Linked DNA regions of Homo sapiens: all the other regions are linked to region 1. The links are chromatin contacts, found by Hi-C or POLR2A ChIA-PET in ENCODE. All regions are on one chromosome and are shown on one strand. The core of a region is the stretch at or near the end of the contact, and the rest is flanking DNA. Distances in the headings are between cores, read along the strand shown.

Region 1 (3,936 bases), core at 1,437-3,936:
TTTGTAAAACACTGGAAATTGCTGAAATATTCATCAGTAGGGGAATAAATTACGGTGCCTACATACTACGCCATTAAAAATAACAAGGCAGATTAGTTATTTATCCTGGCATAGTAAGATGACAAAGTGAAAAGGGCAAGCTGTAAACAGCTTGTATAATGATCCCATTTCTGTACAAACGAAGACCACATACAAAGTTATTGCCAGTTTTTTTATTTTATTTTACGTAAGAATGCTTCTTAAAAGTGTTAACTTTTTTGTTAGTTTCGTTTTTAGACAGGGTATTGCTCTGTCGTCCAGGCTGAGGTTCAGTGGTGCAATCACCACTCACTGCAGCCTTGACCTCCCAGGTCCATCCTCCTGCCTCAGCCTCCCAAGTAGCTGGGAGTACAGGCCCACACCACCACACTAACTCTAATTTTTGTAGAAACGAGGTCTTATTATGTTGCTCAGGCTGGTCTCAAACTCCGGGACTCAAGGGATCCGCCTGCCTTGGCCTCCCAAAGTGCTGGGATTACAGGCTTGAGCCACCATGCACCCCCTACTCTTCCTTTATTAGCATTTAACACTCAACTGTTTGTTTCTGGTTCCCTATGTTGTGAGCTCCTTGAAGGCAGGGACCACGACTTATGTGATTTTTTTTTTTTTCTGAGACTCGACAGAGTCTTGCTCTGTCAACCAGGCTGGAGTATAGCGGCACCATCTCTGCTCACTGCAACCTCCGCCTCCCAGGTTCAAGCGATTCTCCTGCCACAGCCTCCTGAGAAGGTGGGACTACAGGCACGTGCCACCATACCTGGCTAATTGTTTCTATTTTTAGTAGAGAAGGGTTTCACCAAGTTGGCCAGGCTGGTCTAGAACTCCGGATCTCAGGTGATCCGCCACCTTGGCCTCCCAAAGTGCTGGGATTACAGGTGTGAGGCACGGCGCCCGGCCTGACTTACGTGATTTTTGTATTACAAAGCCCTAGTACACTGCCTGGTAATATTAGACGTTTATTAACGGTTGGTTTAAACAAAAAACTTTATACCAGAGGTGATACTTGAGAAGGCAACACCTAAGATTGAAAAAAATCAGGTGTCTGTCAGCCAATGCAAAAGCATACAAAGGTGAAAAGGCGTATATGGGAAACTGCGGATAGTTCTGTGACTGGAATGCACAGTTAAAATTAATGAAAGAGAAAAGGCTGAAGAGGCAGCATGAGGATGCTTCCAAGGATAAAGTTCAAAATTCTTAGCGTAGCATATATACCAACAGACAAAGGCATGCCCTAACTAGCTTTGAAGCCTCACCTCCGGCTATTCTAGCTCCCTTAGCTATGGCTATATCCAATTAGTTGCAATTTCCTAAAAACATCATATTCTTCCACACCTTAGTATAGCCTTCCCCTGTGCTTTGTCCACTGCTCTCCTCCCATTTTCAAAACTCAGCTCAATTGCCACTTTCCCAAAGAAATTCTCTCTGATCTATCAGGTTAATATAGGAGGCTCTCCCCTACTGACTTCTACCTCATGGTTTCTCTGGCAGTCTGTTGACTTGTTTGGCTTCTCACTAAAGTCTAACTGGGGCTTTTCAACTCTGCATCTCCAGTTCTGTTTTTGTTTTAAATCGAGACGGGGTTTCACCATGTTGCTTGGGCTGGTATCAAACTTCTGAGCTCACGCAATCAGCCCACGCTGGCGTCCCAAAGTGCTGGGATTACACACGTGAGCCACCGAGCGTGGCAAACTCCATCTTTCTTGGTGCTAGATACTGACATACCTGCTGTGTCCCTGGATAAAGAAGCGGACCCCAATTCCCATTAAGCCCCCGTGGTACCATTTTCAAGTCCGAGGTCTTACGTTGCAGATTGTACATCCAGGTTCCCTGACCCGTAGGATTTAAAAGTGAGGTCAAATAATTAAACAAATTGTTTTAGTCAGACACTCTTGCGGCTACTCTGTAGCCAAACTGGGTGAAAACCTGACCAGAGGAGTCCACGGCCCTCTGTACATCAAAGACGGTCCAAACGTCTCACTGTTTAGCTCAGTCCCAGACACACTGAGCTCAATCTGCACGAATCAGCGAGGTCCAGGGCAGATAACATGTGTCTAGGGGCCTGGACTTGCACAAAAAGCCTTAACAACTTCACAATTTGATTAATTATGCCGCCTTGGACCACGCGTGAAAAACAGCAAGACCCAAGGCCTATGCTATTGGTCTGGGGACTAGACCCACCTGGCTCAAGCATTTTTTGCTCGCCACGTTCCCAAAAAGAGAAGAGGCGCCCGTAAGAGGGGGGGGGGGGGGGGCAAGACTGTTCCAAGAGCTTTCCCGTTCACACACAGCTCCCGCTGGGTCACTGTACTCGAGCCCTTCCCGCCCTCGCGGGCCCAGGCGGCCACCCCACAGGTTTGGGAACCCTAGGACTTGCAGTGCTCCTGGGCCATGCCCCACCAGCCGGAGACTTCCGCACTCTCAGGCTCGCTGAGTGGAGAAAAGGGCTCCAGAAGATTCCACGAGCGCCGGGAAGCCGCGCTAGCACCAACACCCACAAGGCCTTTCGGCGCAGCTCCTCCCGACCCGTGCGCCCCCGCGCCGTTGCCCAGGTAACGGCGGGGCGGTGGCAGCGGCCGAGAAGGGCGGGACTTCCGGCGGGTGACGCGCCCGGGTTCGGCTACAAAAGAGGACGGCTGCGGCGCGCCGGGCGGAACTTTCCAGAACGCTCGGTGAGAGGCGGAGGAGCGGTAACTACCCCGGCTGCGCACAGCTCGGCGCTCCTTCCCGCTCCCTCACACACCGGCCTCAGCCCGCACCGGTGAGTTTGAGCCCTCGCGCTGCCCCTAGTCCCCTGGCTGGCGCCATTGGCGCCGGGAAACCGATGGAGCCGCGGTCGGGAGGCAGTTGGCCGCGTGGGTAGGACCGCTGTCAGTTCCTGGGCCCACGATTTCCCTTTTGGAGGGCTGGTGTGGTGCCCTGGCAACCCATCCCCGGCACGCACAGTGAATGGGCCCGAGACCTTTCCTAGACCTCCCTCCTTCCCCAGCCTGGGATCTCCAAGGAGCTACTGTCTTCGGCTGCCCCTCCGTGCGCGCCCCCGCGGCCCCCCTCCCCGTCCGTGCTCGCTCGGGGTGGGGGGGGGGAGTGGGGTTGGCGACCCTGCGCACGCGCACAGGGAGGCAGGGGCGAGGGGCTGCGGGGGGAGCCGGGCGGAGACTGCGGCTTTTGGTTTCGCTTTCTCTGTTTCCCCTCCCTTTGTTTGTTGAGGGCTGGGCTTTCCCCACCGCCACTTGGGTCCAGGGTGGGAGGGAGAAAGGAAGGAAATCGGTCAGCGCCAAGTGCAAGGGGAAACCTGGCAGGTAAACTCTGCCAGCCTGAGGGGCGAGAGGGATTCGGCTGGAGAAGCTGTAAGCCGTGGGCGGTGGAGGGCTTGCTGTGTGGAGCCAGTAACCTGTTCTATAAACCACTCCCCCCCACCACTGTGTGCCCAGACGTCTTTTTCTGGAGAGTATATGGAGTTTATCAGATTTGCCAAAGACAGTGATAGTGTAATGACCGGTAGACTGAACATATCAGTGCTTCTTTTGGTTACAACTGTCACCGCCTCTAGGGCAAACGGGAAGAATCCAGATAATAGTTGTGTTATATTAGTATGGAAGCTTTGGTGTAGGAAAATTGGAACCAGCTGCTAGAAGGCGGCTCTCAGATTATTTCCCGATAATGATTATTTGTTTTGTCTGTTCGAGTTTATAGCTGAATTATCGCAGGAATTGTTACCTTTTTGGTGAAATTTAGGGAAGGTGGTGTTCTTATAATCGGATTTTGCAAAGAGATTGCTCGGCCTTAGCTCTCTTTTTTATTAAAAGCTACCAGTTGAAAGCCGGTTAAAGTTGCATTTTCTTATTTCAGGCAGTAGAAGATGGTGAAAGAAACAACTTACTACGATGTTTTGGGGGT
Region 2 (3,936 bases), core at 601-3,100, 4.9 Mb after region 1:
TGTGAGAATGGGGACTGTTATTAAACAAGCAGAAAACTACAGCTAACAGAAGTTAACCATTTATTGACCACCATATCCAACTATTTTAAGAACATTACTGTACATTGAGATTCTCAGATTTAAAAAATAGGCCTAGATGGGGGAAAAAATGTTATGAAACCCTCCTGGACTTTACAGATTTAAAGCTTTTTCTCTAGTTTAATCCTACACACCAGGATGGTGTGAATATGTTCTTAATTTAGCAATAGAAGGATAATGTGCACAGCATTATTTGGTAGTACAGTTTAGACTTTTGCATGTTTACCTATACTGTGAACATGGTTAAATTTCTTTGCTAAACTGATCTTTATATTTTTATTCATTAATGTGGATAATTCTTTGCAATTTATTGCAAAATTTATTTACCATAACTTTACGCTTGTTTGCTACGTAAAACTATCTCATCATAAGGGAGCAGTTAATGAACTTGATTTTCAAGCAACTACAAGTGTCAAGCTTCTGTGACTAAGAAAACAGTGTAAAGTCTAAAACCTTATTATAATTTACAGCCTACATGGATCAGCATGATACAGATATGATCCTAGCACAAAGGTCTCTGCAAAAACTGGGGAGAGGGTGACTCCAATTCTCAAAGGATGTGAATTTCCACTAGTCAGCAGGTCTGAGTCAGCATTCAGAACAAGATCAGCCTGGGTCTAGTCCTAGTTACGACACTAGCTTGCCAATATAAAGACAAAGCAATATCTGATTTTAAAATCCACTGATCTGAGTTTGCTTTCATTTACCAAACGAGAGATCAGATGAGTCAACTCCTAGCTTGTTTTCCCCTGAGATGCGCTAAGGGTGATTCCAGTTCCAAAGCGGTAACCTGTGCTCTAAACCACTATGGGACCTCAAGAGTCCTAGCACCTTTTGATCCTATGGAATCCTTTCAAAGCACGGGCAGAGGCGGCTCAAAATGGCAAGGTCACTATACATTTCAAGGGCTTCTGTTTCAGAGATTACAAGTAGAGAAAAACAGAAGGTGGGAATTAAGATCAGCTAGGTAGAGCTGTGAGATGCAAAACAAAGGTTTTGCAGGAAGTTGAGGTGCTGACATACTCCATCTAGCTAAACTGAACACCAAATAATGGATGGAGACTAACACCACCAACACCATCGTCCCCGAAAATCCTTGTACAAGTGAGCTTCCTACAACGCGATGCAATATGCTGTCGCAGAACAAGCACTGCCAGGCTATGTAGCTGAACTTACCGTTCTCCAGGCGTCCATTTCCCCAACCTGTGAAAGGCGGGGAGGGGGTTGGACAAGATCACTAAGTCCTCTTCCGTTTCTGACACTTCACAGTCAGGGGTCCCGAGGTGAGGCCGAAATCCCAGTCTCCCGGGACGCAGAGGCCCTTGCGCGGTGCCATCCCCGCTGTCCCCCGGGCGCAGGCAGCTCCCGGCTCCTCCCCGCCCCTGCGGTTCCTGTGCACCAGGGAGGTGCCTCCCCAGCCCAGGGCGCGCCCGAATGAAGGGACAGCGCCTTCGCGGGAAAGGTCGCCCAGCAGCCGGACAAACACCCGCGGCAGGCGGGGGAGCCCGGAGCCGAGGAGGCTCAGAACTGATTCCGCCCGCGCCGCCTGGGTGGGGCCCGCAGGGACCGGGCCAGGGCAGCCGGAGCGCGCAGAAGACAGGGATGGGCCCCCAGGGCGGCAGCCTGCCCCAGCGGGCCCTTCAGCGCGTTTCCCCTCCCTCCAACCTCATGCGAAGAAAGCCCGGTGCTTCCCCACGCTCGTCCCACACTCACCCATCAGCGCCGGCGTCCCGCAGGACGGCTAGCGAGCCGGGGCCCGCGCAGGCGCAGACTGTGACCGACCCCGAGGTTGGGGCGCAGCGCGACGCGCTGGGCGCTGTTGGGGTCACGTGAGGGAGACACCGCCCCGCCCCGCCTCCCCTCCCTCGGCCCGCGGCCCGCCAGATGTCGCCAGCCTACTTCTCCTGGCCGCAGGCCGCCGCGGCGGGGCAGGTAGAGGGCCACGCCAGCACACCTGTCAGGATGCGGGCTCCGCTAGCCACCATGCTTCACCCTTGATGCCGTACGGTGGCCTCAGCGTGCCAGAAACAGCCAACGCGTTCTCTAGCGCGCTGCCTGCAGGGGGCGTCTGGGCATTGTCGGTTTTAGGGGCCTTGTCGGTTCTGCGGGGCGAGCGCCTTCGCGGAAAACTCCAAAGTACCCTCTGTGGAGCCTTGTTGAGTATCTTCAAACCTTCAGAGGGACCTTTTATCAGCGACCCATGCCGCAGTTTACAGAAGAACGCTTTGTGCGTGCTTTGGGACGTATGGATCACTTTTAAACTTTTTCCTTTGAAGCTCAGACAGCTTGCGGGGGGCTTGGGAGGAGCGCTGCCCGGGGAGTTAGAAGGCTTGGGTCAAAGTCATAGCCCTCATACTTCTTGAGAGTGACCTTGGGTGAGTCGCTGGACCCTGAGCCCCAAATCTCCGTCTGAAAAGTAACCCATGCCTTGTATGCGTCCTCGGGCTGTTGCAGGAGTCTTTGGAAATGATGGTTCTGACTCTGAGTTGGAAACTGGAACGCACACAACAGATGGGAGGCGTTGAAGGAAACAGAAAGGTCGGCCTGAGGGGAGAGGCGTTTCAGGAGGCTTGCGGATGTGTGAAGTGTGCGCACTGTGCTTGGGGCGAGCCCAAGCAGTAACCCCACCCGAGTGAAGCGTTCTTGGGGGGATCGGCTCCGGGTGGGCGACGTTCCCCGCGTGCCCCCTTCCCCCGAGAGCACTTTGTAGACACTGACTCCAAAAGCGGGTCTGGTCTCTGCCCAGCCCCACTTTGGCTGGCGTGCTTAGGTGCCTCTCGGGAAGCTGGAGACCACCCTCCCCCATTCCAGCAAACGCTCCATTGAGGAACCTACTGCGTGCCAGGTCCTGGGGAGCTTAGCGTCTGATGAAGGATACAACAACAAAAGACTGGAAATTCAGAAGCATGAGGGGACCTCCCCCCTCGAGGGAGAACCAGAGATGGCTTCACAGAGCAGACGTTTGAACTGGGCCTTGGAGGATGGATGAGTGGAATTTGGCCCAGTGGAGAAAGTCATAGCAGCAGGAGATAAGATTGTAAGGGTCAGGTGGTGGGGCTGGATAATGCGAATCTTGACTGTCAGACACAGACACCTGCCATCTAATTAGTACGCGAGGGATAAATTTTGGACTCCGCAGGATAAGGACAAGGCTACACAATGGCTTAGAACAGTTAATCGGGCAACAGTTGGAAAGGGCCTTTGCCTCAAAATTATGTTTGCCCTGTCTTGTGTGAATGCCTATTCAGATGCATTATTTGAAAAATAAATAAACCAGGCAGGCATCCAGCGTGTTCATAAGCATAAATAATTAATTTCAGATTAGAATGGAGAGGTTATTCTCCTGCGGTAAAACCTGAACAAGAAGGAAAAGACTGAAATTAAACACACAATTGGGGCACACCAGACTCAGAAAATCCCAGGCTAACGGGAAAACTGAGGTCTGGAGCTGAGCCCAGTCTGCTTCTTTTATGCTGCTGCAGGCCACAGCACAGTCCTCTGCCCCTCCAGCTCTTAGTTCCTTGTCAGAAACCCCCAGGCCCTTCATTGGCTCTTCTTGGGCATATGAATGTTGGGGATGAAAACCCTCTATTTTTGGATACCAGATCCATCTTAAAGTTAGCCCTTCATTTCTGTCCTCATCCACCCATTCCTGCATTCCATACCTCCAACCACTAGGTCAGCTGCCAGATATCCTCCAACCCAGCTGTGATCATGTCATCCCGCAGCTTAAAAATCTCCAATGGTTCCCCCTTGGTTCCCTCTTGGTTCCCCCAGTAAATCCAAACTCCTTAACTCGGTGCACGGGGCTGTCCTGTCCTGGCCCTTTTGCCAGTCTGTCCACCTCAACCCCAACTA
Region 3 (3,936 bases), core at 818-3,317, 4.8 Mb after region 1:
TGAAAAAAAAAAAAAAGATCCTCCTACCTTGGCCTCCCAAAGCACTGAGATTACAGGTGTGAGCCACTGTGTCTGGCCCTTGATTCTTTTTGTCAGTGCATAAGTCCTGGTTCAGGTATTGTGAAATCAAGTGATCATCCCACAGGAAACTGAAACTGAAATTGAGCAGCCATCATTCTGGTACCTCAAGGGACTCTGCAGGAAGACCCTAGGGGGACTCTGCCAAGAACAAGTCTAACCTGTTCTGAGTCTGTCTCTTTTTATGTATCTGTATCTCCTCCTACCATCAACTTTCTTTCTCACCGTCTATCCCAAGTCTGTTCTCTCATGGCTGCTGCTTTCTCATGATTTCTCTTACTCCTTTGGTTTGCTCAGGACTCCAGCGGCCTCACTCTGCCTTATGACTTTTCAATCCCAACCATCATGGCCAACTGCCTCACTTCTGATTTCCCAATTCAAATTCCCAAGAGCATGAGTCTGTATGGGCAAAGACTTTTGGTCTGGCAGCCTCATGGACCAGTGGCTAATCTATAGCCTGGTTACTCAAATAGTTGTCCTACCCCGGCTAGTAGGCAAGGAAAGCTAAGTAACAGCTACAAAATTCGACAGCCTAGGACTTCTAGGATGGGTTCAGTAGAATATACGTGCTGGCATACACATGAAGAGTGTGAATGCCAGGCAAGTAGGCTGCTACAGTAGATTGGACCCATCCAGGGGGTCTCCAGAGAAGTAGAACCAATAGGAGATATAGATATAAGAGAACATTTAATATGGGAATTGGTTCATATCATTGTAGAGGAGTCCCATGATCTGCAGTCTGCAAGCTGGAGAACCAGGAAATCTGGTGGTGTAATTCAGTCTGAGTCTGAAGGTGTGAGAATCAGAGGAGCTAATGGTATAACTCCCGGTCCAAGACTGAAGGCCTGAAAACTGACGATGAGTCCCCAAGTCCAAAGCCCGCAGAACCGAGTTTTGATGTCTAAGGGCAGGAGATGGATGTACCAACTTAAGAGAAAGTTAAATCACCCTTCTGCCTTTTTGTTCCTTTTCAGTCTTTAATGAATAGGATGATGCCTGTCCACAATGGTGAGGGCAGATCTTCTATTGATTCAAATGCTAATCTGTCCTGGAAACACCCTCACAGGCACACACAGAAATAATGGTTTTCCAGGCTATCTGGGCATCTGTTAGCCCAGTCAAGTTGACCCAGAAAAGTAACTATCACCTATTTGCCATCTTTCATTTAAGCCCAGATACACAGACTGGCTATCTCAGCCATTCCTTGGGTAGCACATCCAAACCTGTTTCCTCTCAGTCTCTCCTTTGCCTTGTGACAAATAGGTTTTGGAAGAAGCTGCCTGTGGTCACCCTGAACTTGTTGTGCCTTTAAGAGTTGGGCATGCTGGCCAGGCGCGGTGGCTCATGCCTGTAATCCCAGCACTTCGGGAGGCCGAGGCGGGTGGATCACGAGGTTCAAGACCAGCCAGGCCAAGATGGTGAAACCCTATCTCTACTAAAAAATACAAAAAATTAGCCGGGCGTGGTGGTGGGCGCCTGTAATCCCAGCTGCTCGGGAGGCTGGGGCAGAGAATTGCTTGAACCCGGGAGACGGAGGTTGCAGTGAGCCGAGATCGCGCCACTGCACTCCAGCCTGGGCGACAGCGCGAGACTCCATCTCGGAAAAAAAAAAAAAAAAAAAGAGTGGCATGTCACCTATTGTGTGTGGCCTGCACGTAATGCACTAATTCTTAATCCCTCGCTGATCCCAGTGTAAAGTGGAGACACCAGTACATACTCAGCCTCACAGGACTGACTGGTCAGGCCACTCATCCCCAGGCACGCGGCCACCGGTCACTGACAACTACAGACCGACTCTGCCACCCAGATCAGGTGCCCAGATGCTCAGTCGCTCACACAGGTAACTACTCGCTCCCTACCTCCGTTCCCGGGACTGCGGCGCCCCAAACCCGGCGGTGTCTCAGCTTTCCCGGTCCCCGGCGGACGGTGGCCGAGGGGCGGCGCGGGTTTCCAGCCGGTGGGGTTAGGCCGCTGCACGCCGGAAGTGGCAGCTGAACAGGGGCACTGAGGTGTCGGCCGGCGGGGCAGTGGCCCGGAGCGGGGGGCGGGGGCGTTGATCATGTTTCCCTTTGGGCCCCATAGCCCTGGAGGGGACGGATCGGCCGGAGCCGGGGCTGAGGAGCCGACGCCCCACGAGGGGCAGGCAGCAGCCACCGGGCCGCCCTCGCCACTACATCCCGGGGCTGATGCGACCCATCCCCCTCCACCCGCCCGAAGCCCTCGCCGCCCCGGCGCCCCATCGCTGTCCCCGGCCCCGCGCTCCGGAGAGCTAGGGCTGCCTGGAGCTCCGGAGTCCTCAACTGCCTCCGCCCCGGGAGAGCCGTCACCTCCCTCCCCTCCGTGCCGGCGGCCCGGGCCAGACTGCAGGGCCAAGAGCCGGGGCCGACACGGCCTCGGCGCGGGCCTGGGCGGCCCTGGCGCTAGGCTGTTCGGGTGGCTGAAAGAGCGCAGCCTGGGCCGCGGGCTGTTCGTGGACCCGGCGCGGGACAATTTTCGCACCATGACTAGCCTCTACGGTTCCATCCACCCCGCGGACTCGGTGTACCTCAGCACCCGCACCCACGGCGCCGTCTTCAACCTCGAGTACTCGCCCGACGGGTAAGCGCGGCCCCTCGGAGGGCGGGCGCCCGCCTCCGCCCGGCTCTGCTGCCAGCGGACGGCCGTCCTGGGCTCGCTCCCCGCGCCCGGGCCGAGGTTAGCGAGGCCGTTTGGGGCCGCTGGCCTTCGTGCCTCCTGGCACTTTCTGAAGCGCATTCTCGCCCTTGGAATCCCCAGCCCAGCTTTTTGAGGCAGGCAGGCGGGGCCCCACTTGCTCGCCTTCAGGACTTGGGCTCTGTGAAGGAGAAATGCCCGAAGCTACACAGCGGACCTGTCAGAGCCAGCCCACAACTAGGGCTTTCTGGTACACAGTAGGTGCTCAGTAAATACATTTTGAATAAATGCCCGCTTTCTCCCCATCATCCTAGGCTCGCGTTTTCCTACCTAAACCTGTGTCGGGGTAGGAAAGCTGTAGATTCCTTGCACTCTGTACCTGAACTTGCCATGATGGGGCAAGTGCGTTCCTTTGCTCAAGGAAGATACAGTACTAAGACACTGTAGAGACGTGGCTCTCATGATTTGGGTCATTTGTGAAGTCCCCAGGCTAGACTACAGCCTTTTTCTTGGCTGATTAAATATTTATTGTATGGCTTTGCTTTAAAGGGAACTTTCCAAAATCGTATCTATTTAAAACTTTGTCTTGTCAGTACACAAGTCCGCCATCAAAAGAAAAAATGTGCACAGTTCCACCATGAGGTGACATAGTTAATGTAATTCTTACCCCACCAAGCCTCTCGGTTGCTAGTTGTTTACTCAGTTGTTCATTCATTCATTCTCTCATTCGGCGTATATTTGTTGAGCACTTGCTATGTTCCAAATGCAGGAGTAACCATGCTGAGCAAAACCAGCTAATGGCACTGTTTTCATTGAGCCTGGGACTTAATGGTTCAACTAGATAGTAGATAGCCTTACTAAATAATGCATAAAATATATTTGTTAATTGAGATAAAGTCTTGAAGGAATCTGTTATGGACACTGTGTTCACGGATTCCCTGAGGAAGTGGCACCTAAATGAAAATAAAAATGAGTACGAAATAAATTAGTCAAGATAGGGTTGGGAAAGGGATAGAAGTATTTCAGATGGAGATGATTGGTATGTCAAAGGTCGTAGAAGGGCAGCATATCATGTTACAGGAGGTGAAAAAAAATAGGTTTACAAAGCAAAAAATTTTACTGAAGAAAGACCTGAAGTTGCTAAGGAAGGAGCAAAGGAATAGAAACAGGAGTTACTGTGAGCAAGTAGACTCTATTCCATTTCAA
Region 4 (3,936 bases), core at 488-2,987, 4.4 Mb after region 1:
ATTTTCAGAATTCTGCTAGAGACATATCAATTAACCAAAATCCAGCTTGCCAGCATCCTCAGCTAACTAAAAGTTATGTTTTGACACAACTTTTAGGGAAAAGGGGCAAATCTCTAGTAAACGAGTTGACTTCAGGACTCTTCAAAAAAAGAGTCTGTTTATTCAGCAAAACCCAAGGGCCCAAAACAGGTCCCCACCCAAGTAGTCTTACCTGTAAGGTCACCAAGCTGGCTGTGGTGGCCAGGTCAATCTTCCCAAATTTGATGAGATTTCCATAAGGGTTAAAAGGAAGAGTGAACGGTTTCCTTTGGCTTAGGGGCTTTTCTCTAAAATTCCTTGTCTTCTTCCCATCTGGACTTTTCCCTCTGAACTATTAGCTTACTGCCAACCACCGTCCCCACAGAAATCACAAGAGTTTAGGCAAATGAAAAGCAAGTTCTGCCCAGCCTTTTACATCTAAGCACAACAGCCCATACTAGGACAACAAATTACCAATGACTTAATGACTAAGGCACAGCATTCTCTTCAACCTCTAAAGAAAAGCCCGTAATGTCCTCTACTTAATACAAGTGAAAAATATGAGAACATGTTTTGGAATATTTTTGCTTCAATTTTTGAAGGTGAAGAGTTCCTTCTATTAATTCAAGTTAACTAGAGTCAGAAGATACTACTTAGTAATCAACTTTACTGTGCTTTCACCTAAAATTTTTCCTCCAAATTATTTAGGATTTGCCTTCTGTTCAGAAAATTAGTTTCCACAATATCCTTCACTATGCCAGAATGCTGACTGACTTAAAAAAAAATGACCATTATGAAAGGAAAAAACTAACCTTCAACACCCCTTAATTCACTGCCTTTTATTATTTACATACAAATCTGTCCTCCAAACAGGAGAAGATGGGACGGCAGTGTCTTACCACCGCATCCCCCACAGCTCCTCGCACGAAGCCTGGGAGTAGTGGGCATTCAATAAATGCCTATTAAACACTTCAGTCCTCTCATAACAAGTTGGGGCATTCCGAAACACTGGCTCCACCCCTCCAGGGTCGGCCGCTGGCTCCCGATGGCAGTCTGCCTATGGCCTTGCTCTGGTGAAATGAAACCTCGTCGCTCAAGACCCAGGATGGGGGCAAGGGAGCCGTCCGACCACATCCCGCAGGGCAGCAGATCCTCTCTTCATCCCGCCAGGCCGCTGGTCCTGAGGCCTTTCCCACCCCATTCGGGAACCTACGTCGCCAGCCGGGGATCCACAGGAGTACCAGCCCCCGCCCCACCCCGCAGACAGCCTGGCGTCGGGACACCGGGGACGCCTGCGCAGAAGAACCCGCCTGGCCCCTTGGCTCCAACGGTAACAATGCTCCCCTCCGAAAGACAGCCAGAGTAGTCCGGGGGCACCAGTACACGTCTGCGCGCTCCCCGACGCCTTGGCGCGCCCCTGGTGCTCAACCTTCCCCACGTGAGCGCGCCCGCCATCACGATACTCGCTGACGGGGTCTCCTCACCTGAGTCGGGCTCCGCCCCCCTCCTCCTCGCTGAAGGAGGCGGTGACCCCTCTCCGATCGGACTCGGCAGTGTCAGAGGAGGTGGGAACGTCCTGACCAGCGTCTCCGTTACGGGACTTCCTCCCCCTTCCACCCGCCCCCCTCCCACCCCGCCTCTAGTCCCCTAGCTCCTCCAGCCAGTTCGCCGCAGCACTCTGAGAACACGGCGGCGGCGCCCGAGGATAAGCGGAAGTGACGTAATGCAAGAGCGCCTACTCCGCCCCATTCCGCCTCTCCCAGTTGGGCTGCAACCAATCAGCAATGGGAAGGGCGGGGCCGGGGTAGGAGTGCAGCCAGCCGGCGCGCGGAACCTGGAGGAATTTACTTAGCCCCCGGAAAAACTGACCAATCCACGGTCCCTGAAGTCTGGTTGTGTTTACTACCGACTGAATCCGTGAGCTCTCTGACCAATCACCCTTTGCCTTACAACATGTAAAACGGTTATCAAATGCCTTTTAGGGCGGGATTTATCACTAAACTGCTCCAGGTTTGGACTATAGAAATGCGGCTGTTCGCTGCAACCAATCAAAACCCTCTGTGGTTTAGGCTAGCGGGCTTTCCGCCTAAATCCGCCAATCACAACAACGACTGCGTGATGTCTGAGGGCGCCGGAGAGGCGGGCCCTCAGGGCAGGCCGTACCGCCATTGGCTGGTTCTGAAGGATTTTTCCACCCTCGTGGTGCCCGGCGCTTTAGTGACCCAGGGCTCTTCTCCGGGGTGAATTCCCTTCGCTGAACACACACACACACACACACGTAGAGGGCTGGAGATTGAGTTCCCACTTCATAGACGTTGGGAAAGATAAGATTCCAAAAAGCTCTTTAGGTTTAACTAAGCCAAAGTCCAGGGTGAAAACCGCGAATAAAAAACGCTGTCCATCGGATGGCAGTTAGGTCGGACCCCGCCCCTCGTCCAGTCCGGGTGGCTGCGCGTCTGGAAACGGTGGCGCCCCAGGAGCCCGGCGCTTGGCCCCGCACTCGGCTGCAGGTCAAATAAGCCTGTAGTCTGCATGCCCAGATTTATAATCACCTGCACTCCCCCCACAAAAAAATAGGAAGCGCTAAGCTCTCCCACTCCTGTCCCAAACGTGGAAGGGTCGCGGACTTGTATGGGACGCGGTCTGAAAAAAGCGAGCCCCGGGGCGACGCTCGGGTTTCCAGGTGCACCCTCGGAGGGAGAACCCGATCCCTGAGCATCGGACACTGGGGCCAGGGAAGAAACCCCCTTTCCTAGGGTGAGGACGGCAGAAGAAAGCTGCCTTCTCCGGCGCAGCGTGTCTGGGAGCGCTGCGTGGCTCTGGAGACAAAGGCAGGCCCGCGAACTCAGCTGGGTTCTTCTGGGGGTGGGGGTAAGGGTCTTGGAGGAGCTCCCAGAAAAATGGAACTCCCAGCCGGGCGCGATGGCTCACGCCTATAATCGCAGCAATTGGGAAGGCTGAGGCGGGCAGATCGCCCGAGATCAGGAGTTCGAGACCAGCCTGGCCAACATGGTGAAACCCTGTCTCTACTAAAAGTACAAAAATTAGCCGGGCGTGGTGGTGGGCGCCCGTAATCCCAGGCAACTACTCGGGAGGCTGAGGCAGGAGAATCGCTTGAACCCGGGAGGCGGAGGTTGCAGTGAGCTGAGATCGTGCCGCTGCACTCCAGCCTAGGCAACAGAGTGAGATTTCGTCTGGGGGGAAAAAAAAGGAACTCCCCGCTTTAAGAATGGAACACACCGAATACCCCTACAGCAGATTCCATCCCTTCAGTTACTGGTCGGAAGTGTTGATTTCAAAAAGCAACCTGTTTGCGTGGATTTCTTTAAGGGCTCGGTGGAGTCTGATGTTTAATTCTTTTCCTTAAGATTCGCTGACACTATAGCCATCACACATATTTTACTGACAGATTGATCGGTAAAATAAGGAAAATATGGAATGATGACAGTAAGCCAGGCAATAGGAGAGATTCTTTTGCGTATCTGTCTCTCAACGGTAAATGCCATGACCTAGATTGCCTCAGATTTACAGGCTGGCAAAAGTTTTAAAAATTGTATATTCAGAATTTAGGAGTGTGTGGAAGTGGACACCCGCTATATTGTGGACGGGGGTGTCACTGATGCCCTGTTTGACGATCACTTCGTAGTATCTATCAAAATTTAAAATATGCATTTGTTCCCTTCTAGATGGTAATTCCTTTCTAGAAATATATGCTACCGAAATACAAAGATGTGGAATAATAAACCCAAGGCTGTTTACCACACCTTTGTAAGTACAAGGGGCGGGGGGGGGGGGGTAAGTGGACAACAAACCTAAATGTGTAACTAAAGAAGATTACAAAAATTTGATAAATATGTATCATGGCTCCTTCATGACTAAGGCTCCTATAGATACAAAACGAAAGTAATAAAACCCTGC
Region 5 (3,936 bases), core at 674-3,173, 4.1 Mb after region 1:
GTTTCGCCATGTTGGTCAGGCTGGTCTCCAACTCCTGACCTCAGGTGATCCGCCCGCCTCGGCCTCCCAAAGTGCTGGGATTACAGGCGTGAGCCACTGCGCCCAGTCGCCCAGTTAATTTTTAAATTTTTAAATTTTTTTGTAGAGACAGCGTCTTGCTATATTACCCCGGCTGGTTTCGAATTCTCGGCCTTAAGCTATCCTCCCACTTCGGGCTCCCAAACAGGTGAGAGCTACCCCATTAGCCAGGCAGGCATTCAAACTTTATCAGGCCCAGAGGGACTTGAGTATGGTACTTCAGTTAGCACCATCCCATGTAGGTGGTGGTGGGGGTGGGGGTGGGGGGTAGGGGTGTGTGGCAATTGTTTAAAGGCATTTTGTTCTTTTCTTCCCAGTACCTGCATCACCCTTTATCTTCGTGTTCCTAAAATTTGTGATAGAAAGAACAATGTGTAGCCAATGGATAGCTTATGTTATTTTAGTGTCAATTCTTGGTATGTAGTTTAGCAAAAGCCTCTTCTTTTTTCCTTTAAAAATTCACTCGTGGCCGGGCGCGGTGGCTCACGCCTCTAATCCCAGCACTTTGGCAGGTCGAGGCCAGGAGTTCGAGACCAGCCTGGCCAACATGGTGAAACCCCGACTCTACTAAAAATACAAAAATTAGCTGGGCGTGGTGGCAGGCGCCTGTAATCCCAGCTACTTCGGAGGCTGAGGCAGGAGGATGGCTTGAATCTGGGAGGCGGAGGTTGCAGTGAGCCGAGACCGCGCCATTGCACTCCAGCCTGGGCAACAACTGCGAAACTCCGTCTCAGGAAAAAAAAAAAAAAAAAAAAAAAAAAAACCATAAAGAAAGAAAAAAATTCACTCGTAGCTGCTACAAGAAGTGTAATGGCTCATGCCTGTGATCCCAGTGCTTTGGGAGACAGAGGTGGGAGGATCGATACCTTTAAGCCTGGAGCTTCACAAGACAAAGAACTCAGTTGAAACTGCTGCTTATCGGATCACATATTAAGGGCAACTTGAATTGATGATCCCAGGTTGCCCTCATCAAACTTGGCCCAAATAAATTCTCCACTTATATTAACTTTGCCTCAGTTTTTCCTTTAGGTCGACAGTTATTTCTAAAGTTCTACAGATGGGTTTACCTTGTATTAAAATAAGGTGTGAGAAGGGCAAATGAAGCCAGAGGCTCCCAGCACAATCTTGCAACCTTCAGAGACTTCCAAAGGATCAGCATTAACTCCAATATTTAGCAGGAGTGCAGCTCTTCGAGATTCACAAAGTGTTAATCTGTTGCCTAGAATTCCAGAGAGTTGGAGGCGCCCAGTGTGAACTGTGTTCCGCCTAAAAGAAAAAGCGACCAGCCTAAGATCATGAGCGCAAGGGAGAAGCTTGAAGCCATGCGCTCTCAAGTACGCGTTTCCCGCTGCCCAGGTCTGCGGGCCAAGCAGCCAGCCACGCTGGCCCTCGTCATGCACGCGATCAGCTAGGCTCCCGCGCCACGTGGCACTGAGAAGGCGTCCACCGAGCGCCAGGGAGAAGGAGGCGGAGCCCGGCCTCAACCTCGCCCGTGTCCTCATGGGGGTTGTAGTTTTCCTCGCGGGGGTAGAGGGCACGAACTCCCCGGCTTTTGCCCGGTAAATAGCATCTCCTTCGTACGAGTCATTCAAATAATAGATGCAGCCTAGGTAGCTTCAAGAGAAGTTGGGAAGGGGAAGGGGGAAAGCAAGGAAGGCAAACCTAATAATTATGGGCGGGGCAGAGAACGGTTCGCACCCACTACGCATGCGCACATCAGGCGCGGCAGGTGGGCGGGGACGGAAAGGCGGTGACTAGAGCTGTGTTGTCCCCGGAAGTGCCTTCCCTCCCGGGTCTGCGCGGACGCGGCCTCCTTACCTCATTTGTCCTCGCCCCTCCCCGTCCCTCTACGCGTTTTGGTTCCCGGTTGGTGCTTCCTGTTCGCAGCTGCGGCAGTGAGTATGTGTGTGACGGACCCCCGCCGCCCGCGGCTCGGGACCCCTGCCTACCCTCCTTCTTGCCCGCCGGGCTGTGGAACTAGCGCGTGCCCCCTCGCCGGCCTCGACGTCTCCCGTCCGCCCCTCACTCGTGGCAGGGCGCAGCTCCTGGTCCGTCACCTGCGCGCCGCCCCACGCGGCCGGGCTGCGGGTCTAGGGGGTCCGCGTCTCCCTGGCTTTCCAAGGGCTAATGCCGTGATTCTAGAGCGGCTGGGCGTCTAGGGCCTCGGTGAGGGTGGCGTGTCTGCCCTTTTTATTTCCCCGCAAGGCCCCCAGTCTTCTAGGGAAGCCAGTCAGTGAAGCGCGGAGGTCCCGGCGCGCCGAGAGAGAGTCCAGTCTTTGAGGACCGAGTAGTCCTGGGCCACCTCCCGCCTCTGCTGTCAGAAGCAGCAGCTGCAGCAGTAGAATCCAAAATTTCGGGAGCTGTGACCCTTTCCTCATGTAAAACGAGTAGACTTGGACTGTGTTTACTAAGGCGCCCTTTATCCCTCCCATCCTGTGAGCGGACAGTTGCCTTCAACTTTTGGGAAGAGCTGCTGGTTCGGTGGAAAAGCTGTGGCTGGGAATCAGGAGGCCTGGGTTCTAGCCGTGGCTCCCCCACGGATTCGCTGGCGATTCCAGAAAGCTCTTATTGAAGCTGAATTTAAGATTATTTCAGATTGCACAGTTGAATTACGGGCTGCATTAGTAGGGCCTTTTTAGCTCAGTGAATAAGTTTCTCTGAGCTCCTTTCTCCAACTATAAAACGAGAGCGTTCAATTTGATGACTTTTCAGGTCCCCTCAGAAGCTCTTGACTTTGTGGTTTTCTTTTTCTTTTTAAAATTTTTTCTAGGACCGTTAGAGAAATGACTTCGTGTTTGAATAGTTAGGCTGTCGCATACAAAGACTTTTAAATGGATTGTGTGTATACTTAGGAAAGCGTTATGCTTTCAGGAGAATCTGAGCATGGGGAATAAAGTCAGGAAGGATCGCAAGTGAGGATTATATTAATATGATAATTAGCACGGTAAGAGACTGCATGACCGAAGGAAAAGGGCTAAGGGAAAGGTGAAGGAAATGTTTCCGGATAGGATTAGTTCTCGTAAAAATCATATATATATCCCAAGAAGAGCTGGGACTTAAGTGACTAAATTTAGCTTATTTTTTTTCCCCCACTGAAATACTGTGCTCTGTTTGTCTTTTGTGACTTTTGTTTTACACATTTGGATTCTCCATCCCAATCAGATTTGATTCAGAGTGGCCATCGCATTTGAAAAATGGACAGACATTTTAACCCTTTAGACAATTGTGTTTCAACTGTCCTGTCAGGGCAGCTTACTAAGAGTAAGAAAAATTTTACTTTGAAAGTAAAGTGTATTCATCACATTCCAATGAAAATTGGACTGAAAATGAGGCTGTGGATTTGATTTAAATCGGCCGGAGATGGATGCGTGTGTCATCAAGAAGGAACATCTAGGGAGGCTAAAGATATTTGGAAGTAAATAAGAGCAAAAGGTCAGAATGACCAGTAGGTAGACTGTGAGAGCAGAAGGATTGATTAAAGACTGTGTTAAGTAAATGCTGAAAGCTTAAATAAGCCTTAAGTTGTCTAGTTTAAAACAATTCAGTCAATGAATACTGCTCCCTCTTTTGAATGGTAATAGCCTTTGCAGTTATTCTATAGCTGTTTTATATTTGTTAAGGTATTTTAATTCTTAGATAAGTTTCATTTGCATGATATTTTAAGATGTTATATAGGAAACATCTTTTCTGGTCATGGGATTGATAGTTTTTGAGTACCAACTTGGGAGATTCTTAAATGGCAAACTGACAAACGTGTGTTTTCCTTACACCTAAAATGTCTCATTTAGTTTTTAAACTCTGCTGGGACATAAAATGGATATTTGTGAGGTAAATTTAGGTGTTAGAACCAATGCAAAT
Region 6 (3,936 bases), core at 1,002-3,501, 3.4 Mb after region 1:
ACACTTTGGGAGGCTGAGGCGGGTGGATCACAAGGTCAGGAGTTCAAGACCAGCCTGACCAATACGGTGAAACCCTGTCTCTATTAAAAATACAAAAATTAGCTGGGCATGGTGGCAGGTGCCTGTAGTCCCAGCTACTCAGGAGGCTGAGGCAGAAGAATTGCTTGAACCCAGGAGGCGGAGCTTGCAGTGAGCTGAGATCGCACCACTGGACTCTGGCCTGGGCGACAGAGCAAGAGTCCATCTCAAAAAAGTAAAACCTTACACAGAAACCTGAAGTCCCACCCTCCATAATCCTGGATCCTTCTCTCCAGAAGTAATCATCTTTGTTATCAGTTAGGTGGGGTTTACTGTTGGCCCTTTCTATATAGAGAGAGAGACATATCACAGTAAAATACAGAGAAGTGTTTTATGGAGTGCTATTCATTTAACATGAATGGTATTACTCTACTACTTTGTTCAATCTTTTTTTTCCCCCACTATTTTCAGTTCAGTTAGAAAATAATGTTCAAGGGCCAGGCACAGTGGCTCACACCTATAATCCCAGCACTTTGGGAGGCTGAGGTGGGCGAATCACCTGAGGTCGGGAGTTTGAGACCAGCCTGACCAACATGGAGAAACCCCATCTCTACTAAAAATACAAAAAATTAGCCAGGCGTGGTGGCATATGCCTGCAATCCCAGCTACTCGGGAGGCTGAGGCAGGAGAATTGCTTGAACCCGGGAGGTGGAGGTTGTGGTGAGCCAAGATGGCGCCATTGCACTCCAGCCTGGGCAACAAGAGCAAAACTCCATCTCAATAAAAAATAAAAAATATATATAATGTTCAAAGCCTGGTGCGGTGGCTCACACCTGTAATCTCAGCACTTTGGGAGGCCAAGGCAGGTGGATCACTTGAGCCCAGGAGTTTGAGACCAGCCTGGCCAACATGGCGAAAACCCGTCTCTACTACAAAATACAAAAAATTAGCCGGGAGTAGTGGCACCCACCTGTAGTCCCAGCTACTTGGGAGGCTGTGGAGGGAGGGTCACTGGAGCCTGGGGAGATCGAGACTGCAGTGAGCCAGGATCATGCCACTGCACTCTAGCCTGAGTGACAGAGTGAAACCCTGTCTCAAAACAAAAACAAAGAAAAAGGAAATAATGCTCAAGAAGCCAGGATGAGATGGATGGGCTTGATTCTCCTCGGTTGTTTCTACTCCACCACAGTGGCTCTCAGAACACACCCTGCCCTTCATGTGCATTAGCATCACCTAGGAACCTGTTTAAAATGAAATCTGCAGGCCCCACCCAGTGAGGTGAATCAAAAGCACTGGTGGGGGTGTCCAGCTTTTAAAGTCTAAGAACCACTACTCTACCTCCTGGTACTCAAAACTTTCTTCACCATCACCTGATGCCTTGCCAGAAATCGGCATTTTAACAAGATCCCCCTGGTCTACCTCAGGGCCACAAACCATAAGCCCCAATCCATAATGCTTCGCACCCATCCACACAGTGTCTGAGTGGTTTCTGGGAATGGGAAGTAGGGGAGGCCCACTGAAAGAGCAGTGGTTTTTCTCTCTTTGAATATGAATCTATCACTTACCAATCCTGTGGGAAAAACAGCACTGCATGCCCTAGTTAGACAAGAGTATGTTGTGTGTGTGACAGAAAGCACACAACTACCATTAAACTGCCATGGAAATTTATTCCGCTTAGATGTCACTGTTATGTTATAAGCTATTTTTCTTTTAAAATAAGGGAATTTCAATTTTAACCCCAGGCATAATAAAATTAACAAGATTGTCTAACCTTTGTTTGTATTGCTAATATTGTAGCAGGAATCTGTCACCTTAAAACAAACCAACCAAGGGGATATACCTTACCTTCTCTGCTCGAACAAGGACACCTTCACCAACATCTAGCCCCCACTTCCATGCAGCAGCCCCCATCTCCATACAGCATGGAGGAAGGAAAACTATTTCCAGTATTCCACCTTTAACTTCCTGCTGCCTCCCTCAAAGACTCATAGATTTTATTTCAAAATCTGAACCCGAAGGCCCCTAACTCCATCTCTCCCTTTGCTTCTCTCTCATTTTCCTCCACTGAGACTTCTCTGGTCTGTGGTACTGCAAACATGTCGGCTCTTCCAGCAAATCTACAGGTGAACTACGTACATATTTATGCCTAAGAATTGTACTGTCTCACTGCTCATTCCAGCTTGACTCAGCCTAACACAACGATGTGCTTTTTTAAGGCACTTCCAGTTTCACTTCTAGCTCCTACCAGGCTTCCGCCCCGCCCCAATGCAACATAGCCCCCTCAGTTTCCCAGACCCAGGAAGTAGCAAGGTCAATTCTGTGAGGCCCATATCCAATTTGACTTGCCTCTCTCTTCTTAAAGCAATCTTGGAATTAAAATTTCTAAAGCCCCCTTTCAATTTAATAACTTTTCTTCCATAGAAACAAGAGGTTTTAATCAAGCCTTAAAAATAAATTTGAGCCTTGTGTTTTTAATCACATAGCATTGGGAAAAATAATATAACTATTCTACCAAATTTCAAAAGGAAACATGTTTACATCTCAAATGTGCTACAAAAAGATCCTGGTATGGTAAAACTAGTTTGATTTCGACTCCCACCCCAACCTTTTTTAAACTTCTCCAACACAGTTCCAGAATAACTTGTCAAAATCACTTCTGAAGCGGTAATCCCAGCTACTCCAGAGACTGAAGTGATCGCCTGAGCCCAGGAGTTCCAGGCCAGCCTGGGCAAAATAGTGACTCTTATCTCAAAATAACAAAACAAAACTCACCCTGTCAATTAGACTCAAAAGATGTATAGTACTAACTAAACATTCCAGAGTCAAATTGTAACTTCAGTTTTTATCTCAACACAGAATTTATGAGTTGCACATAAATTTACTTTACTTCTTTTTAGAAATGGAGTCTTGCTATGTTGCCTGGGATGGTCTCAAACATCTGGCCTCAAGTCATCCTCCCACCTCAGCCTCCCAAGTAGCTGGGATTACAGGTGAGCCACCGCATCCAATTTACAAATTCACTTTAAAAAGTCAAATCTTTTCACTTCTTGCTTTGCTTCTTGGATTTGTTTGGGGAAGAGGAATGTTTCTTTTTTTTAGCAAATAATGGTAGCTTTTACTTGAAGCTTTAAAATATCAATTTTAAAAAAACAATTTTAAAATAACAATTTGTTTTCAACTATATATGCAGTTTTAATAAAAATATTAGATAATTCGATTACAAGAGTTCTTGACTTACATTCCTGCCATTAGCAAAGACAGTCAACAATGTCTTAAGAGCCACCAAACATATCAATCTCTAGATATGGTCTAAACCTAAGGTTATTTTAAAAACTAAGAACAGTGAGTGTGTAGAAACTCTTCAATTATCTGGATTAATCAGCTTTTATCCTGCCTGTATAGAATCAATGTCTTCCTCCTATGAATTCCACAGTTTAGTAATTATGAAAGGCAGAGAATTCATTTTTCCTTCCTAGGTATCCATAAACCAAGCTTCTCTAACCCATAGCCCAGGATGGCTTTCAATGCAGCCCAACACAAATTCATAAATTTCTTCAAGTGTATTTCATGTGTGGTCCAAGACAATTCTTTCAACATGGCCCAGAGAAGACAAAAGATTGGACATCCCTGGCCAGCAGTTAGCAGCACTCAAAGAAAAAACAGGCCTTATTCCAAAAGTTCATATAATCTGGCTTTGACCTTAGAAGCCCATTTTGCCATAGATCATTTTCTAAATGGTACGTTCCCAGGATGGCCCACCAATACCTATTAAGCCCACAATACAGATGAGATACTGAACTACCAAGCCCAGCCAAGAAGTTTTTCTTCATCTGTTTAAGTGCCCAAACAAGCACTCAGTTAAGATCTAATGTTGAGAATCACAGAGCATGGGATCTTTTCTAAGAAGTAACTTAAATA

What was found. A loop is a pair of places that touch in the nucleus more often than their neighbours do. ChIA-PET counts read pairs that join two places held with the same protein, here RNA polymerase II (POLR2A). Pooled maps may share reads with other maps.
Region 2: a loop to region 1 is called in a pooled map, with 6 times the contacts of the local background. The contact joins the promoter of SLC25A51 here to the promoter of DNAJA1 in region 1. A Hi-C loop is called at or near these places in 5 of 50 pooled maps. POLR2A ChIA-PET finds 5 or more read pairs at or near these places in 2 of 52 experiments (GM10248 and activated T-cell).
Region 3: a loop to region 1 is called in a pooled map, with 14 times the contacts of the local background. The contact joins the promoter of DCAF10 here to the promoter of DNAJA1 in region 1. A Hi-C loop is called at or near these places in 7 of 50 pooled maps.
Region 4: a map of CD8-positive, alpha-beta T cell shows a loop between it and region 1 (6-fold over the local background). The contact joins the promoter of ZBTB5 here to the promoter of DNAJA1 in region 1. A Hi-C loop is called at or near these places in 2 of 168 maps with a recorded cell type or tissue (CD8-positive, alpha-beta T cell and naive thymus-derived CD4-positive, alpha-beta T cell) and 12 of 50 pooled maps. POLR2A ChIA-PET finds 5 or more read pairs at or near these places in 2 of 52 experiments (activated CD4-positive, alpha-beta T cell and activated T-cell).
Region 5: a loop to region 1 is called in a pooled map, with 21 times the contacts of the local background. The contact joins the promoter of ZCCHC7 here to the promoter of DNAJA1 in region 1. A Hi-C loop is called at or near these places in 4 of 50 pooled maps.
Region 6: a pooled map shows a loop between it and region 1 (2.0-fold over the local background). The contact joins the enhancer-like site here to the promoter of DNAJA1 in region 1. A Hi-C loop is called at or near these places in 1 of 37 single-sample maps with no recorded cell type and 3 of 50 pooled maps. POLR2A ChIA-PET finds 5 or more read pairs at or near these places in 2 of 52 experiments (CD4-positive, alpha-beta T cell and HepG2).

The regions. Positions count from the first base shown.
Region 1 is chr9:33,022,587-33,026,522 of GRCh38, forward strand. It overlaps DNAJA1 (DnaJ heat shock protein family (Hsp40) member A1), which reads left to right and starts at 2,687. Exons shown (of 9, transcript NM_001539.4): 1 at 2,687-2,797; 2 at 3,889-3,936. The coding sequence starts at 3,899. It also overlaps a transcript of APTX not described here. RefSeq lists enhancers at 1,527-2,122, 2,445-2,739, 2,717-3,311, 3,268-3,337 and silencers at 2,598-2,747, 3,028-3,167.
Region 2 is chr9:37,902,277-37,906,212 of GRCh38, forward strand. It overlaps SLC25A51 (solute carrier family 25 member 51), which reads right to left and starts at 1,851. Exons shown (of 3, transcript NM_033412.4): 1 at 1,792-1,851. It also overlaps the pseudogene PAICSP1. RefSeq lists a silencer at 1,292-2,051.
Region 3 is chr9:37,798,730-37,802,665 of GRCh38, forward strand. DCAF10 (DDB1 and CUL4 associated factor 10) reads left to right here and starts at 2,068. Exons shown (of 7, transcript NM_024345.5): 1 at 2,068-2,676. The coding sequence starts at 2,138. LOC105376037 (a long non-coding RNA gene) reads right to left here and starts at 2,162. Exons shown (of 3, transcript XR_929599.3): 1 at 1,938-2,162. RefSeq lists enhancers at 1,597-2,198, 3,150-3,199 and silencers at 2,040-2,559, 2,780-2,839.
Region 4 is chr9:37,463,713-37,467,648 of GRCh38, forward strand. It overlaps ZBTB5 (zinc finger and BTB domain containing 5), which reads right to left and starts at 1,738. Exons shown (of 2, transcript NM_014872.3): 1 at 1,503-1,738. RefSeq lists enhancers at 660-1,345, 1,346-2,031, 2,032-2,717, 2,718-3,403 and a silencer at 1,566-1,665.
Region 5 is chr9:37,118,651-37,122,586 of GRCh38, forward strand. It overlaps ZCCHC7 (zinc finger CCHC-type containing 7), which reads left to right and starts at 1,924. Exons shown (of 9, transcript NM_032226.3): 1 at 1,924-1,973. LOC105376034 (a long non-coding RNA gene) reads right to left here and starts at 1,750. Exons shown (of 3, transcript NR_188580.1): 1 at 1,146-1,750. RefSeq lists an enhancer at 1,586-1,665.
Region 6 is chr9:36,468,865-36,472,800 of GRCh38, forward strand. It overlaps a transcript of RNF38 not described here. Among named protein-coding and RNA genes, the nearest start is that of RNF38, 71 kb to the left of the region's middle. Within about 2 kb of position 2,252, at least 30 of the 41 ENCODE cell types and tissues checked have a DNase peak (open chromatin) inside an H3K27ac peak, as active enhancers do; they include CD4-positive, alpha-beta T cell, where a contact is called at or near this core.